Regions from separate parts of the Homo sapiens genome. Here region 1 is linked to region 2. The links are chromatin contacts, found by Hi-C or POLR2A ChIA-PET in ENCODE. All regions are on one chromosome and are shown on one strand. Each heading gives the region's core, a stretch centred on a gene start or an enhancer-like site at or near the end of the contact. The rest is flanking DNA. Distances are from core to core; before and after follow the strand shown.

Region 1 (5,650 bases), core at 369-2,868, 670 kb before region 2:
ACCTCTAGACAGGCCTACTAGATCCAGGGCATTCACCATGAGGTGAGTAGGGACCCTGGACCCTCACATCAGGGAGATATTTAGCCAGGATGGCAGTGGCCAGCAGCCACCCAATACCAGTCTTCCTTCTGATCCACCCTGGGCTCCAAGCAGTGACCTCACACAGGTTGGAATGTGCCCAGAGTCAGGCTGGCTCCGCTGCCGCAGGGGGCCGGAGATGTTGATGTTGACACCATCCAGGCCAGGGTTGTCATGGAGGATGGGATCACCAGTGGGAGCAGGAGGGATGCAAGCAGGACCTCAACCTCGGCCTCTTGACCTTGGTGTCGTGACACGAGACCTGTTGCAAATAATGATGTCTGGACATTATCTAGAAGTTTCTTCTTTTTGCTAAAGGGAGTGGACTGGTCTGGTTCCATAATCTCATCCCTCCTCATCACTTGCCATCTGAGATGGGTCCTGAGCAGACAAGAAAAAAGAGGAACTACTACCACAAGGGCTTTGAGAACGTCCCTTGGAGCCTCTTATTTGGGCTGCCCATCCTGTGGGGAGCAGCCACGACTGAGACAGTGGGGACCCAGAAGAGACAGTTTCCCAATAATGCTGACACTGGGTCACTGGGTGAAAACTCTTAGACACACACACACACACACACACACACACACACACACAAGCAAAGGACGACAGATAATTGACCAGGAGCACAGTCTCTTTTTCTTCCAGGCAAACACTTTGGAGTTATGTCAAATTCCAGGCACCCCTGTGGATGAGCGAATGTCAGGTGTCCTGGTAGGGTCAGACCAGCTCTCCCCAAGGCCAGGGGGCTGGGTTGGAGACTGAAGGACCCCTATAGGGAGTGCTGGAGTCAGGGAGCTACAATTCTGGGTCCAGGCAAGTCTTCTCACCAGCCCCAGCCTTGGGGTGCTCATCTCTGACGTGGCATGGGAGTAGTAAGAGTTCCGACTGTCCCGGGTGTCCCGGATCGTGGTGGGGATCTAATGAGGAAGGTGTGTCAGGCACTGAGTGCAGTAGCTGGCCTTTGGAAAGCTCTCCATAAATGGCAATTATGGCTTTTGTTGAGATTATGATGATGACTGTTAGTTACAATGATTGGAGTGGACAGAAGGCTTCAGTGCTCCTAGGAAGACCTGGTAACGGCCTTAGCCTCAAATTCTGCCCAAAACACCAAGCACTGGGGCCTTACCTCTTTATACAAGGAAATGGTAATCCAGTTTGCCCAGGACTTTCCTTATTTTAGCACTGAGGGCTCCTCATGCCAGGAAACCCCTCAGTCCTAGGGAAACCAAATCAGCTGGTCACACTATCAAGGAGTCTCGCTGGGAAGTGGAATCATTCCAAAGTAGCTAGAAAGGTTAAGGCAAACCACGTGCCAGCCAATGCCTGGGGCAGAGAGGTCACGGTGGTCAGTGGGCCCAGCCCAAGGCACGAGGACCACTCAATAGAGCGGCATTGTTGGTTCCTGCAGAGAAAGCTGGCCACGCTCAGTGTGGGGTTTGCACCGAGCCAGGGATGGAGGACGGGGTAAGGAGGCTCCTGGGGACAATGGCTGAATTGTTCCCACCAAGAAATCAGTCCGCCCGGAGCTGGCCCCAACTGTCAGAAAGCAGCCCAGAATAGAGGTGCATTGTGAATCACAGGCCACGGGCCACATCGGGAGGGAGAAAGCTGCCGGCAGACGGACTAGAACGTGTCCTCCACCTGCCCCACCACCCCTGGCCAGATCCCTGTTCCTACCCCAGACCTTGGTGGAGCCCCCCAGGTGCTCTGAGCCCTGGGAAAGCTTTGGCTGTGTGGCTTCTGCCAGGACAAGTTGGCTTCTAAGCCTGACTGTCCCCTGAGCATCAGTTCAAGTGCAGCCTGGGGCCTGTGGGCATGGGAGGGCCCGAGTGCCTGGAGGAAAATGTTTTCATGATGCCAGTCTATCTGAAACTACTGACTGACAGGGCTGCAGGGTGCACACTATTGTTTCTGGGTGAGCAGGACCTCACTTTCTATTCTTTGGGACTTTCAGTATCTGAATTTTTCCACCTCATTTCTTGGACTCCTCCCTCCCAAGGGAGGATGAGGTGGGACGTGGTTTCCCTGCCTTCTGTTTGGAAACTATTCAATGAAAACTCCTTCACATCCTCGTAATACAGGTCCAAGCAGTGTTACTGATGGTTACCCATGGTTACTGAGGTTACTGAAGTTACTGAGCCTGTGTCATTTACATTGAACCTGTGGCGTGGGTATCATTATCTCCCACTTAACAGATGAGTAAACTGAGGCTCAGGGAGGTTAAGTGAATTCTCTGAGGCTTGGTTTTTTTTTTTTTTTTTTTTTTTTTGAGATGGAGTCTCGCTCTGTCGCCCAGGCTGGAGTGCAGTGGTGCAATCTTGGCTCACCACAATCTCTGCCTCCTGGGTTCAAGTGATATTCCTGCCTCAGCCTCCCGAGTAGCTAGGATTACAGGCACGCACCACCATGTCCGGCTAATTTTTGTATTTTTAGTAGAGACGGGGTTTCACTGTGTTGGCCAGTCTTGTCTCAAACTCCTGACCTCGTGATTCGCCCGCCTCAGCATCCCAAAGTGCTGGGATTACAGGCGTGAGCTACTGCACCCGGCTCCCTGAGGTTTTATAGCTTGTAAAGCCAGAGAAGTATTTAAACCAAGGTCCCTCTGACATTGGAAGTCATAACCACTAAGGGAAGCACCCTTAGTGAGATTTATAACCAGGGTCTATTTCGGCACATTGTCCCACAGGAGGAGCCATCCCAAGCCCTGGCTTCGCGGTTCATCCACTTATTTCTCACGTTTTAATCAAGCACCTAGTTTGTGCCAGGCTATTCGGCTTATGTGTTCTAACCCTTGAGCATCTGGTCATTAACCATTATCATTGTCGTTGAAAGCACTAAGCTGAGGCTGATTCTGCCCTTCCAGCTCTACAGGGCATAAAGAAATTCCTTCTGGAACTGCATAGGGTCCTACCTCCATGCCTTTACCAATGCAAGTATCTCCTCTCCCCAACACACCCATTTCTGCCAACCCGCAAGGGCATCTCAAAGGCTGCCTTCCTCTGCTCAAATGCTTCCCACCGTGCCTCTTCTGCCCTCCCCACCCTACCCCAAGTAACCAGACTGGATCTCACCCATAGCCGCCGTTATGACGCTTCCCACATCTGCTCCATCTTATCATCAGCTGAGCACTGCTGTTACAGAGGCTGCATTTGGACCACCTCTGTCTCCCCGAAGGTCCTTGCCTGATTCATGTGCTCTCAATCTGCCTGAAAATTCCCCCTTGGTCTCTCCCACAGGGAATGTTGTGGGAGTCATTGGTTCGTTCAGTAGACATTTGTTAAACATGACCATGTGCCGGGCAGGCCCTGGGCCCCACTGGGCCTGTCTCTACCCTCGCACAGGTCACCCACATTTAAAAAGGCTGTGATGAGGCCGGGTGTGGTGGCTCACACCTGTAATCCCAGCACTTTGGGGGTCTGAAGGCAGGCAAATCACTAAAGGCAAGGAGTTCGAGACCAGCCTGACCAAGATGGCGATGAAACCCTGTCTCTGCTAAAAAATACAAAAATTAACCATATGTGGTGGTGGGCGCCTGTAATCCCAGCTACTTGGGAGGCTGAGGCAGGAGAATCGCTTGAACCCAGGAGGCAGAGGTTGCAGTGAGCCAGGATCATGCCACTGCACTCCAGCCTAGGTTACAGAGCAAGAATCTGTCTCAAAAAATAAATAAATAAATAAATAAACAAACAAACAAACATAAAAAGACTGTGATGGAGATGGCAGGTGGCTGTGGGAGCTCCAAACAGAGCCCCTGGCTTTGTCTCTGGGGAAACTGGGCTGGATTGTTGCAAGTGACACAAACCAAGGCCTGAAGGAAGAAGGGACACAATTGTTTCAGGCAGAGGGGAGAGCACAAGTCAAACTGGGAGCTTTCAGGAGGGCAGGAGCCCTGGAGGAACCTATCTTTCCGCCCAGCCACAAAAATGAACAGCCCATGCACTGGCCTTTACACCAACACGGCTTCCATGATATGGAGGGAATTTTTGGTATAATGGGCACATTTATGGTTTGTTTATACAGAGGGGATGAGAGCTCGGGATTCAGAATTCGACTTGAATCTGAGTCCCAGCTCAGCTATTTACTGGCTGTCTGACTTTGGACAAGCCACTCCTCCTTTCTGAGATTGGTTTCCTCATCTGTGAAATGGAAACAATTACATCCTCCCCTGGAACCACTAACTGCTCAGCTGGCAATTTCCTATCAGCCGTTCACGAGAGAGCTTGCTTATTTTATAGATGGGGAAGCCAAAAGCCAGAGAGGGTGACTGTCTGGCAAAGCGCCACACAGCCAGCACACAGCAGTGCTGAGACAATGACAATGACCTAGCCATGGCCATTCTGGTGGCATTTTCTGCTTGTGCTTTTCTCTCTGTCTAGAGGACAAGTTACTTTGCCCTTTTGTCCCCATCGGTGATCCCACCCCACCGACCTCTTTCTGATGCGGGTGGGAGTCTGACGTTGGTCCTTTTCCCTCCAGACCCGTTCTTCGGCCAACGCTATATCCACATCCTGGGCCGGCGGAAGCTCTACCATGTGGTCAAGTACACGGGTGGCTCCGCGGAGCTGCTGTTCTTCGTGGAAGGCCTCTGTTTCCCCGACGAGGGCTTCTCAGGCCTGGTCTCCATCCATGTCAGCCTGCTGGAGTACATGGCCCAGGTGAGGGCTCCAGGCCTCCACCACAGGGGGCTAACCCCAGGGGCCAGGGTGGGTCTCCTACTAGTGGGCCATTCCTATGCTATGCTCCACCCTGCTCAAAGCGCCAAAGGGGTGGGTCCAGGCTAGGAGACCTCGATGCCCCCCAGCAAAGCCTGCACGTGTCTGCCAGGGTCCTCTGAGCCATGCTCCTGGGATCAGTCTCCTTGCTGCTTCTGCTCCCCACGGATTCCCTGTGGGCAATGTTTCCTGACACACTCCACGCCTGTGTCCTGGCCTGCCCTGCTCCCTGCCTAGGTCTAAGGCCCAGAGTCCTGCTGATTAGCGCGAGGCTCTAAGCAGCCACCCAGGTGGGGTTTGCTGACCACCTACTGCGCGCTCTGTACTTCCTGCCCCACTCTGACCCCTCCCCCAACTGTGGGTTATACCAACTCTGACTGCAGGCTGAACCCCAAATCCCAGTTTCAGGTTGTGCCCTACCCTGGGGCCAGGCATCTCAGCCAGCCTTGCTCTTGCTTTGGGGAGAAACTGGATGAGGAGAAGAGGTCCTGTCCCTCTAGAGAAGCCCCCATCACTGAGGGCGTGCTGTGCTCACAAGAATCTCTATCACAAAGACCTTTCATCCCCAGACCCTAGCCTCTCAGGCCCACCCTGTTTCGCTCAGAAAAAAAGGGAAGGACCTGGCTGCTCTCGCAAACACAAGAGCCCCTCATTTTTATCCCCAGGCCACTTTGGGAAAGGATACAATGGGTGCTATAGAAAGGTGAGGCTGGATCTAGCTGAGATGTATGAGAATGAGCCCTGGCAGCCGACTGCCCAGGTTCAACTCCTGGTTTAACCACCACGAGACACTAGGCAAATGAATTAAACTTCCTGTTAATTTCCTTAGTTAAGGGTAGTTTGCCATAGTTTCTCCATCT
Region 2 (5,347 bases), core at 2,369-4,868:
GAGCCAAGATCACACCACTGTGCTCCAGCCTGGGTGACAGAGTGAAACCCTGTCTCAAAAAAAATAAAAATAAAAAAATAAATAAAAAATTTTAAAAAGATATGGTTAGAGTATATTGCCTTTCCCAAACTTATTTGACCACAAGATCTTTTTTTATTTATCTGTAAGATTTTTTTTTTTTTTGAGACAGTCTTGCTCTGTCGCCCAGGCTGGAGTGCAGTGGCGCAATCTCGGCTCACTGCAAGCTCTGCCTCCCAGGTTCATGCCATTCTCCTGCCTCAGCCTCCCAAAGTGCTGGGATTACAGGTGTGAGCCACCGCACCCAGCCTGGTAAGATTTATTTTTAACAGCTTCAGTAAGGTATAATTGGCATTCACTTGCACATACTTTAAGTGTACAATTTAATATTTTGACATATGTACACACCCACAAAACCATCCCCACAATCAAGAAAGCAAACATAGCCATCACCCCAACCATTTCCTCATGCCCTTTCTCATCCCCCCTCCCACTAGTCTATCCCCAGGCGACTACCAACTATCACTATAGATTTGTTTGTATTTCGTGGAATTTTACACAAATGAAATTGTACAGTGTACATTCTTTCTGTCTGGCTTCGTTCACTCCACATGACTATTTGAGATTCATCTAGGTCGGGTGCGGTGGCTCAGCCTGTAATCCCAGCACTCTGGGAGGCTGAGGCGGGTGAATCACCTGAGGTCAGGAGTTCAAGACCAGCTTGGCCAACCTGGTGAAACCCCGTCTCTACTAAAAATATAAACATTAGCTGGGCATGGTGGCAGGTGCCTGTAGTCCCAGCTACTCGGGAGGCTGAGGCAGGAGAATCACTTGAACCTGGGAGGCGGAGGTTGCAGTGAGCTGAGATCATGCCAGTGCACTCCAGCCTGGAGAACAGAGTGAGACTCTGTCTCCAAAAAAAAAAAAAAAAAAAAAGGAGAGAGAGAAAGAGAAAGAAATTCATGTATTGTGTGTATCAACATGTTGTTCTTTTGGTTGCTCAGTAATATTTCCATTCTATGGATATACCATAATATACCACTTTTTTTTTTTTTTTTTTTTTGACATGGAGTCTCACCCTGTTGCCCAGGCTGGAGTGCAGGGGTGTGATCTTGGGTCACTGCAACCTCCACCTCCTGGGTTCAAGTGATCCTCCCACCTCAGCCTCCTGAGTGGCTGGGATTACAGGCACGTACCACCACGCCCAGCTAATTTTTGTGTTTTTAGTAGAGACAGGGTTTCACCATGTTGGCCAGGCTGGTCCTGAACTCCTAATCTCGTGTGATCCACCCACTTAGGCCTTTATTATTTTTTTTCAAGAGACAGAGTCTCACTCTGTCGCCCAGGCTGGAGTGCAGTGGTGTGATCATGGCTTACTGCAACCTCCACCTCCTGGGTTCAAGTGATTCTCGTCCCTCAACCTCCCAAATAGCTGGGATTACAGACATGAGCCACCATGCGTAGCTAATTTTGTGTAGAGACAGAATTTCTCCATGTTGGCCAGGCTGGTCATGAATTCCTGACTTCAAGTGATCCACCTGCCCCTCAGCCTCCCAAAATTCTGGGATTGCAGGTGTGAACCACCACACCTGGCCAAAACCTCCTCTTTTTAAGGAGGCTCATGAAGGATTCTTGTTCTTTGAAGTATCCCTTGGAAAATCCCATTAAGGCTGAGCATGGTGACTGATGCCTGTAATCCCAGCACTTTGGGAGGCTGAGGCAGGAGGAATGCTTGAGCCCAGGAGTTCAAGACCAGCCTGAGCAACATAGTGAGACCTCATCTCTACCAAAAATTAAAAAATATCAGCCAGGCGTGGTGACAGGTATTTGTAGTCCCAGCTACTTGGGAGGCTGAAGCAGGGGGATCCCTTGAGCTCAGGAGGTCAAGGCTACAATGAGCTGTGTTCTTGCCACTGCACTCCAGCCTGGGTGACAGAGTGAGACTTGTCTCAAAAAAAAAAAAAAATACACACACACACAAAGGAAAACCCTATTTAAAGGGGATCTTCTCAATTTTCCAGGCTCTCATTCCACTCCCATAGGGAAGTGTGGTTCTTTGGGTAGGCCACGCCTTCTCTGGGCTTCAATTTCCTCACCCTTCAAAATGTGGGAGTACCTGTGCTACCTTCTAGGGGCACTAGGAGAATTAAGTAAGATGATGCCTGAAGTGCTGGGACCCTAGTAAGTGTGTAATAACTGGTCTCCAGTTCGCCTGGAGCATTGAGGTTCACCTGGGAACGAGGATGGAGCTCCCCAGCCGTGGTGTCCTTGTCCTTGACAGGGCTCCGGATATCAATCCACCCCCAGTCACCAGGCAGACATGGTGCAGCCAGCAGAGCCTTGCTGCCGCTTGGCCAGCCATGGCCAGCCACTGGGAGGCAAGCACCCCAAGGAGGCAGGTGTCCCACACATCAGGCCACAGGAGGCTCCGCCAGAGCCCAGCCCAGGGGGACATGGGGACAGCTCTCAGGAAGCAATGCCCCCAATGTCCGTCGTGGCTCCAGAGGAAAAGACAGTCAACCCCTTCCTGCCATCCACGCCTGGACCTAAAAAAGCAAAAGGAGGGTAAGTCATCATCCAGTGCCATCCCCTGCCCCCAACAAGGATGCTCTTCTGCTGAGTTTCAGGTGGGGTGAATTCTAGTCCAGACTGCTCCTGACCTGGTAGAGGACCTTGGGCAAGTCATGCTCCGCTGGGTCTCAATTTCCCCATCTGTGTAATGGCTGGAATACCAGAATTCTTGGTTCCGTGAGCCTGTATATATGAGGATGTGGGGACATAAGGAGCCCCCTGAGATGAGAAGGCCAAGGGGATGAGGCTGGGGTGGAACTGAGTGTCCTGGGGGCTGAGAGGGGAGGGCAGGGGGGCAAACCTTCAGCTGAGCGCTTCCCCCACCTGGGGGTTTCTCTTCTATTCAGGGGTGAGGCTGTGGAGACCCACCCAGCACCGGGGCCTCTTCCTCCACCAGTAAGTAGGGCCATAGGGGGAACGGGGACGAGCTGTGTAGGAGAAAGGCAGGGGGGATCAGGAGGAGGAAGAGGGCAGAAGCGGATGTGGCACGTCAAACCCCTATTTGGAGTCAAACCAAGGAAGGTGTGTGTGGCTGTGTGTTAAAGTGCACATGGATGTGCACACGTGTGTGTGTGTGCCTGTGCCTGTGTGTATGCATGTGTGTGTATTCTGGGTGGGCATCAAGAATGCTCTTACACTCTGGAGCCCTTGGGTTCATCCCAGGTGGTGGCTTGTTCCACATCAGCATGGATTTCTTCCACCCATTTGCCCTCGGCCACAGCCACACAATCCAAAGCATCCCTGAACACCTGGGAGGCTTCCCCGACCCCTCCCAGCCATCCTTCCCTCCCCAAGCTCTGCCACTTCCTAGTTCTTTGACCTGACCAGGCAACCTGCAAATACACAGTCACTAGCATGCATGCCCTGCCAGCATCTGCCCTGTCTCATCCTGTTCTGTTCATTGGCAAAACCCCACCCTGGCTAAACTCACTCAGCCTTGTACCCATGTTGAGCAGCTTAATGCGGTTGGAGAACATCCTGTCTTATTGATGGGTTTCACTTTCAAGCATTAACCACTCATGTCAGATGCTGCCTGCAAGTCTCACTTTTCCTTGGCCACACCGCCCTCCCTCCGCTCCAGGTCATCATTTCACAACAGCATCCCCCACGCCCCTCATCTCACTCATGTGTCACTGACAAACAGAAGCATCAGATGAGAAGAAGCATCCCCAAACCCACCACCCTCCCTGCCTTGATTTGGCTGCAATGGGAGCTGTGAAGATGGGCCCCTGCTCCCATGGCTGTCTCCCCATTTATTCATTAGCTCTCGTCCCCTCCCCCCACCACATGATCCCTCTCTGCGTTACTACAGGACGATTCCATCAGCATACAAACATGGCTCAGCCTCCACAATATCAAAAGCTGCCTTTCTTTCTTTCTTTCCTTTTTTTTGAGACAGAGTCTCTGTTGCCCAGGCTGGAGTGCAGTGGTGTGATCACGGCTCACTGCAACCTCCACCTCCCGGGTTCAAGCTAGTCTCAGCCTCCTGAGTAGCTGGGACTACAGGCGTGTACAAACATACCTGGCGTCAAAAGCCGTCTTTCCTTGCTCCCCTTTGCAGCCCCATCCCTCAATAATTGTCCCCCTCACCTCCTCCGCTTGTCTTTTCTCAACACATCCCCATATGAGAGCTTTTATCGGGGTCTCCATAATCTCCATCTGGCTTATCAAATGGAAGAGCTCTGTCCTTACAGAGCCCACCTCGCAACAGCAGAAGACACAGTGGCTCCCTCTCTCCTCAATGCTGCCTTCTCCAGGCTCCATGACAGCCCTACCTTGGTTCTCCTCCCATGTCACTAGCAACTCCTTCCCAGTCTCCCTCCCTAGTTCCTCCTCATCTTCTCCACCCTCGGGGCTCCACCCTCTGGTCTCCCATCTCCATTCTCTCCCTGGATGATCTCATTCAGTCCCTCTGATGATTCCCAAATCCATATCTTCAGGCGAGACTTTGCCTTTTTCTTTTTTTGAATTGACAGAGTCTCTGTTGCCCAGGCTGAAGTGCAGTGGCGCAATCTCAGCTCACTGCAACCTCTGTCTCTGAGGTTCAAGCAATTCTCTTGCCTCAGCCTCCCGAGTAGGTGGGATTACAGGCAAGCACCACCTCACCCGGTTAATTTTTGTATTTTTAGTAAAGATGGGGTTTCACCATATTGGTCAGGCTGCTCTCGAACTCCTTACCTCCGGTGATCCGCCCGCCTCAGCCTCCCAAACTGCTGGGATCACAGGCGTGAGCCACCATGCCCAGCCATAGACCTTGCCTTTAAATTCCATGTTCATATATCCAATGGCCTACTTGAATTCCCTCTGGCTGGCTAATTCACTTCTCAAACATGACCACAGCAGTCTTCTTCAGCCCAGCAAATGACACTGCCTTTCTCACCCAAGGGGCTCATGCAACCCAGCTCAAAATCACCTCTGATTCCTCCTTTTCCCTCTATAATCCTTTCACGTGTCAACAAGCCCTGTTTAGTGCTACCTACAAAATAAATCCTGAATCCGTCCCTTCCTTCCACTCCCTCTTTCATTACCCTAGTCCAAGCCTCATCTTCTTAGAATAAGATCCAAAATCTTCACCAAGAGCCATAAAGCCCTATGTCTAGCCACTCTGGTCTAACCTCCAGCCCTTGGATATGCTAAGCCTAGTCTCACCCCAGGGCCTTTGAATGTTCCTGTGCCTGAACTCCTCTTCATAGACAGTCTTACGGCTCTCTTGAGTCATTCACTTTCAATTTCGACATCAGTTTTTCCACAAGGCCTT

What was found. A loop is a pair of places that touch in the nucleus more often than their neighbours do. ChIA-PET counts read pairs that join two places held with the same protein, here RNA polymerase II (POLR2A).
Region 1: a map of HepG2 shows a loop between it and region 2 (11-fold over the local background). The contact joins two enhancer-like sites. A Hi-C loop is called at or near these places in 1 of 168 maps with a recorded cell type or tissue (HepG2). POLR2A ChIA-PET finds 5 or more read pairs at or near these places in 1 of 52 experiments (activated CD4-positive, alpha-beta T cell).

What each region holds. Positions count from the first base shown.
Region 1 is chr1:17,085,604-17,091,253 of GRCh38, reverse strand. It overlaps PADI2 (peptidyl arginine deiminase 2), which reads left to right. Exons shown (of 16, transcript NM_007365.3): 7 at 4,555-4,733. Among named protein-coding and RNA genes, the nearest start is that of PADI2, 31 kb to the left of the region's middle. RefSeq lists an enhancer at 4,899-5,400. Within about 2 kb of position 1,618, at least 2 of the 41 ENCODE cell types and tissues checked have a DNase peak (open chromatin) inside an H3K27ac peak, as active enhancers do.
Region 2 is chr1:16,419,147-16,424,493 of GRCh38, reverse strand. It overlaps SPATA21 (spermatogenesis associated 21), which reads left to right. Exons shown (of 13, transcript NM_198546.1): 4 at 2,523-2,583; 5 at 2,937-2,985. Among named protein-coding and RNA genes, the nearest start is that of SPATA21, 16 kb to the left of the region's middle. Within about 2 kb of position 3,618, at least 5 of the 41 ENCODE cell types and tissues checked have a DNase peak (open chromatin) inside an H3K27ac peak, as active enhancers do.